Regions from separate parts of the Homo sapiens genome. Here region 2 is linked to region 1. The links are chromatin contacts, found by Hi-C or POLR2A ChIA-PET in ENCODE. All regions are on one chromosome and are shown on one strand. The core of a region is the stretch at or near the end of the contact, and the rest is flanking DNA. Distances in the headings are between cores, read along the strand shown. Region 1 overlaps LOC101929129 (a long non-coding RNA gene). Region 2 overlaps TLE3 (TLE family member 3, transcriptional corepressor).

Region 1 (2,936 bases), core at 325-2,824:
GTCGGCAGCTAATTGCTTTTAACCATTATTAATAGGTCTGCACTAATTATCTCTTGCACATAGGCAAGATTTTACAGATGAGAGAGGGAGGGAGAGGAGGAGTAAAGGGATGTGCCCAAGGCTACGAGGTGAGTGGATTGTCAGCATGGGGGCTAGAACCCAGGGATTTGCAGTCCTAGGTCAGGGGGTGCCTCCAGGTAGGGGTGGGGTGGAGAGGGGTGGTTTTGGGGGCTGCAGGGCTGGGACCGGGGAGAACAGCTCTGCGCAGGTTGGTGAAGCTACCGTCTTGCCTTCCCCCTCCCCCCACTCCCAGAATGCAATCTACCGAAACCTCTTATTAAAAGTATCCTGGGGGTGATAAAAGTGTCACTAGAGATTTGCTCATTTTCTAAACTGTCATTAAAAAGAAATTTATGGTCAGGGGAAATATAGGCAGTGGAGGGTGGAGTGTGGGCAGGGAGAGAGGGAGGATGATTTCAAATCAGTCCCTTAATAAATTAAAGATGCTCACTTGCAAGAGGGGCTTGGAAAAGGAAATTGCTAGAAACTCATGGCTTTCTCCATTCCAGCTGGCCGGTGTCCTCCTCCTGCACTCTTCCTCTCAACTACACTCCCATTCACACCCACCCCTCCCCTCCTGACAAATCCACAGGGCAAATGCTTCCTCCCTGCGGGCCCACCCCATCCCGTCCTCCTCCAGGAAGGCCTCCAGTTCCCCTCCCTGAGGCTTCCACAGCCCCACTGTCTGAATATTAGATAGACTATGTCTCACCCCCACTATACTGTAAGATCTTTGAAGGTAGGAGTCTTGCCTCGAACTATTGCATGAATCTTAATCAAGGGAGGTGGAGGTGATCTCATTCCCTTAAATTATTAGGAAATGTTAACCGAGAAAAGGGAATGAAGAACCCAAGGAGTTCAGACCTCATTTCACACACGAGGAGCCTGAAGCTCGGAGGGGAAATGGAACTCACCTCAGGTCACAGGGGAGCTGTGAGAACCCGCCTCTCCTGGGGTCCAGCAGTGTGCCCAAGAGCTTACACTCAGAGTCCAACTGTGCCCTCCCCACTCACTGGCTTGGGGAACCTTGAGAAAGTCACCAAGCCTCCTGTGCCTTGGGCACCAGAGTTGTTGTGGGTATCAGCTGTGACGCTGTTCGTGCTTTGCTCAGTGATATTTTTATTTTGCATCACTTTGTCATTGGCATCATGATGGCAGGAAGGAAGGCAGGGAAGCTCGAAGCTGTCAGGGCTTCAGTCTTTTGCCTGGACCCTCTTCACCTGCTCAGCAATTGTCCAAGCATCCACTAAGTGCCAAGTCCTGGGCTAGGCTTGGGAGATACAGAGACCAGCAGGCATGGCCCCAGCCCTAGACACACTTCAGTCTGGTGGGGAAACTACTGCTGCGAATGTGGGGGTCCCCGATGGCCTGGCTCTCACTCCTTCTGGGTGGGTTGTGGGTTCACATTTCTCCCCCCACTGGACTTTGAGTAGCCCTGCCTCTGGCTTTGGCCAAGCAGGACCAGCCCAGAAGGAGGCCTCTGGGGAAAGGAAGAGGGTGTGCCTGGCAGGGGTGGGAACAAGGGTGTGGGGAGCTCAGCAGGTGCTGACCACTGAGAAAGGGAAGTGAGAGAGCAGGTTCAGGCCAGGTTGCAGGCTGGGCCCGTGGGGATGAGGCTCTTAGGTCTGAGCCAGGCCAGCAAGGTGGAATAACCCCGCCTCCGCCTAATGCAGATGCTCAACTCTTGCCCTGAGTGAGGTTCAGGAAGAGAGGCTGGAGGCAGGGGGCAGTCCATAACAAAAGGCTGAGAGCTGAGCCTGCCTCAGACCTGCTCTGCTAGCTCCACAAGCTTCCTGCCTGGGCCTCCTTCCCCGGTCGGCTGGGCACGACGCTGTCCTCTGCTTCCTACCCTCCGAACTGAGGATCAGCTGAAGGCAGTCAAGGAATGAGCACTCTCTGAATGAAAAGAGCACATTTCAGAACCTCATGGAAGCCTTTTAGTGCACATGCCATGAGGCCTGGGTGGGGAGGGGAGGGAAGAGGAAAGGGAAGAGGATTTGACATCGAGATGGAAAGAGGGAACACAGAACTTCTGTGCACGGCATTTAGAACACAAACACTGCATCACTGAACCATGAGGCTGCAATGCAGACAAAAGAAGCCTGGAGAAATCCCAGTGGGTTTCTTGGAGGAGGGGAAGGCTGGTTTGGGCTTCACAAGTTTGGTGCACACAGGGAGAGGGGAGAAAGTAAGGCACAGGCCACAGCGGGAGGGCTTGGGACCATGGGGGCCCTGCAGGTCTGGCCAGGCCATGAGCAGAGTAGGGGGTGGGAGGCTTCCAGTCTCTAAGGGGCCTGAGGACCCAGGTCCCCGCAGCCCTCCTGACCCCCAGGGGGCCCCTCCAGCCTGTTTGGTGGGTTGTTTGCCAGCCTCTGCCTGGGAGCCTCGGCCTTCCATCTAGACATCAGGCCAGCCTCCACGTGGAGGCAAAGGACGGCAGATCAAGGATGGGCTGACGGGCAGGGGGTGTGATCAGTGGAAAGTTCTGCCTGCACAACAGCACACTGATGCCTCCGGGGCCAGCCTTGTCCTGCGCTCAGGATTTCTCCCAGCCTGGCTTGGCCTCTGCTTTACTCCGACACTATTTTTATGCCTCGATACCTCACTTTGCATCTGTGGCTCTCTGTTTTGCTTTCTCTCTCTCTCTCTCTCTCTCTCTCTCTCTCTCTGTCTCTCTTCTCTGCCTCGTTCTGAACATCTCTGTCTGGCTCGCTGTGTCTTGCTTTCCCTGTGTGTCTCTCTCCATCTCTGTCCCTCTCTCTCTCTCTCCCTCTCAGGACTCCCTGACCCGTTCTGTGTGACTCTGTCCATCTGTGACCTGCCCTCTGTTACCACAGCACTAGCTGACAGATGCTGAGAGTCTAGGCTGGAGAAGT
Region 2 (3,116 bases), core at 230-2,729, 50 kb after region 1:
TATTCAGAAGGCTTATTCACTTGAAACAGAACCTCGGAGCCTCAGTGTGATCAGAAAGATTTACAACAAATCTCAGAGCTGGCAGACACGCAGGCGGCCTGGCCTTAATGCTCGCCTGCTAGCACTTTCTTAAATCGAGTGAAAGCCCAGAGCAGGGAGAAACTGCAGGCGTTTGAAGGGAATGAGGAGGATGCAAGATCATACAGGAGGCATCCTAGCAGGGGGGTGGTAAAAACCTTGGCCCTGAACATGGGACACCTGGGTCCTTAGCCCTGGGTTTAGCCCAGAGACTCCACAAAGCCCCTCGCAATGGAAGATCCAGGGCTGGTCAGCTGACCTCTCAGAGTATCACCTCTCATATGAAACGGAGTTAGAGCTCATTTAGCCCAAGCTCTTCATTTGACAAATGGCAGACCTAAAGCCTGGAGAGAGGAAGGGCTTCCACAACTGAAGGTCACTCTCAACAGGTGACGACAGCAGCTCCCATTTTATGACAGTAGCTACCCCTCACCCTGCCACTGGCTCTGGACTAAGACATCAGCACTGAAGCTCCCAGCTCAGCAAGAGTAAACAAACAACAAAATCCCTAGTTACAACCCACAGAGCAGAAGCGGGAACCCAGAAGCCAGCTTTGGATACCGACTGACTGGTCTCAGGCCCGCGATTCTGGGAGCCCCGAGTCCCACCTCCTCCCAGCACCCAAACACCCCTCCGGGTTCCAGAGTGCCAACACTTACCGCACTGGATTCTCTCTCTTTGGGGAAAGAAGGCCAGGACAGGAGGAAGGTCAGGCACCCCAAAACAAAAAGACAAAAAAGAAAGGAAAAAGGTCAGTCTAAGTCCAGCTGGCTTTTGTGATTTGCTAGTGCACTGGTTTTAAAATGAGCAGAAGGCCTGGATTGCTGTCTCCGTGGATCAGCCAAGGCAGGGCCATTAGGTGGCGTTTCTCGGTTTGGAAATTTGCCACCCAAATTCCAATGCTGCCCCCACCCCTCTAGTCCCCAGGGTGGGCAAGGGAGGCCCAGTCCCCAGGGTGGGGAGGGTAGGCCTTTGACCCAGTTCTCCCTGTCATGCCAGAGGGCACCAAGTTTACTCTTTAGCAGGCTAGGGGTCTTAAGATCACAAGCTTGAGAAGGATCATGCCATATAAAATACCAGTAGGACCTGGGAGTTAAGAACTTTATTGTTAAAAAAAAAAAAAAAAAAAGGAATTTAACAGTGGTTTAATTTTGTTTTTGAAATTAACACCATTCTGTGATTCTTTGTCAGGATGCCCCTAAAAGCTGAAGCCTCTGAAACTGTGCCCAGCTAAGCACTAGCTCCCCAGTTCTCCTGTCTGCTATGGAGAGGCCCCTCTTCCTCTGCCAAAAGGACCATCCTACTGTAAGACAAAAAAATGTAGCCTCCAGTTCCCTGGACCGGCTACCACCCTGTGGCCTGGGCCAAGGCAGGATGGTGACATTCCAGGTCCCTAGTGCTCAGAAGGTGTTGGCTACGTGCCCCAGTAAATACCGTATCTAAGGGCAGAGTGCATTTGGCACCAATTTTTGAAAAGGGCCTCCCAGGGAGCCAGGCTTTTCTCTTTTCTGATCCAATGAACCACTCCTGAGGCCAAGCTCGGTGCAGCTTCATGGGTCCTCATGGTAGGGGCTGCAGAGAGGGTCAGAGAACAAGTTCTGACTCCAAGTCTATGTGATCTCTTGCTGGGGTGTGCACTACCCCCACTTACAGGCAGTCAGCTAACAAACCTTTACCTGAGCACTGACTGTGCACCTTTCCCAGGTTTCTGCATTGGTGAGACATAGATGTAAGGAAAACACCCAAGAACTTGGCACCTGTCCTAGGGAACTAATGATCGTGGTGAGCACAAGACATTTTCCAGGGGTAGGATGTAAGACGACAGTAACAAGGACTCAACTTTGGCATCCCAACTCTTAAACTCTTACAGGAACTTGAAAAAGCCCCTAGTCTGACCAGGAAGGCATCCTGAAGGGTTGGACTGGGGCTGGCCCCTGAAGGACAGGCAAGGGTGTTGTAGGAAGATGGGAGCGAGCTCCAGATGAACAGACAGGGTCTTCAGGACAGAGAATACCAGGTCCACACCAAGGAGTAGGAAAAGGTGCATGGGATGCGGATGGCATTGGCTTCCCTGCACCAGGTATCAACAGATGACTCCAAATCCTTGGTAACTCCTGGTCTTAGGACGACAGCACTTGCTGGGTCCACTCACTGTGAGGCCTATGAGCGCCCATGCCCACCCCTGCCCCGCCCCACCCTCTGCCCCAGCCCAGCCGCACCTCTGTGATCGAGTTCATGGTGGTTCTTCTCATCCTTCACCGTCAGATGGGCCTGGCTGCCCAGGGCGCCCAGTGCCAGCAGCCCGGAGCTGCTCCCTGTCACTGGGGGGATTCCTGGAGGCTGGAGACCTGACGGGTGGGGTGGCAACTGGACCGGGGGGCCGTGTGTGGCATGGGAGAGGTGCTGCGCCTGGAGCTGCTGCTGCTGCAATGAAGTCGGTGGTGAGTACAGCTGAGTTGGGGAGGGCAGGGGAGGCGTGGCCACCTCAGGAGGGAGGGAGGGAGTGGCTCTTCCCATTCCTCTTGCTCCTTCACTGGGTGGGTGGCAGGGGGAAGCACCCCCAAAACCTTTGCCCCCAGCTCAGTTCACATGAATGTCTCGCTGAAGGAAGTCTGTTAATAGACTGTAATGTAAAGATTTATGTCTTCAAGCACCCCCCAACTCCCTGCACCCCCGTTTCACAAATAATTTCTCAATGTTTGTTTCCAAGCCTGAGATAAAGAATGCATGCATTTAAAAAACCGCAGAGTCATGGGGTTCCCTCTGAGTAGAGAGGGATCCATTTTTAAGCTCACAGCCCTGGCAGTGTTTGCTCATGCATACATGCCTTCAGCATTAGCTGCCAGCATCTTCCACCCTGAGGCTGGACCCTGGGGAAGGCTCCTTATTTCTTAGGAACTCCAAGCCTGCCTTACAGAGCAGGGGCAGGGCAGGTCATCACAGCAAAGGCCCCAGAGCCAGATGAGCTGGGGGCCAGTGGAATGAGAGCTAACGTCACCGGACATCAGTGGTGGAAAACGGGGTAACTGGAAGAGTGG

What was found. A loop is a pair of places that touch in the nucleus more often than their neighbours do. ChIA-PET counts read pairs that join two places held with the same protein, here RNA polymerase II (POLR2A). Pooled maps may share reads with other maps.
Region 2: a loop to region 1 is called in a pooled map, with 4 times the contacts of the local background. The contact joins two enhancer-like sites. A Hi-C loop is called at or near these places in 5 of 168 maps with a recorded cell type or tissue (B cell, ascending aorta, astrocyte of the cerebellum and 2 more), 1 of 37 single-sample maps with no recorded cell type and 6 of 50 pooled maps. POLR2A ChIA-PET finds 5 or more read pairs at or near these places in 6 of 52 experiments (AG04450, BJ, GM10248 and 3 more).

Annotation. Positions count from the first base shown.
Region 1 is chr15:70,013,442-70,016,377 of GRCh38, forward strand. The region is part of intron 2 of LOC101929129 (a long non-coding RNA gene); the gene reads right to left. Among named protein-coding and RNA genes, the nearest start is that of MIR629, 65 kb to the right of the region's middle. RefSeq lists an enhancer at 1,461-1,964. Within about 2 kb of position 1,575, at least 4 of the 41 ENCODE cell types and tissues checked have a DNase peak (open chromatin) inside an H3K27ac peak, as active enhancers do.
Region 2 is chr15:70,063,717-70,066,832 of GRCh38, forward strand. It overlaps TLE3 (TLE family member 3, transcriptional corepressor), which reads right to left. Exons shown (of 20, transcript NM_001105192.3): 7 at 2,298-2,502; 8 at 738-754. Among named protein-coding and RNA genes, the nearest start is that of MIR629, 14 kb to the right of the region's middle. Within about 2 kb of position 1,480, at least 2 of the 41 ENCODE cell types and tissues checked have a DNase peak (open chromatin) inside an H3K27ac peak, as active enhancers do.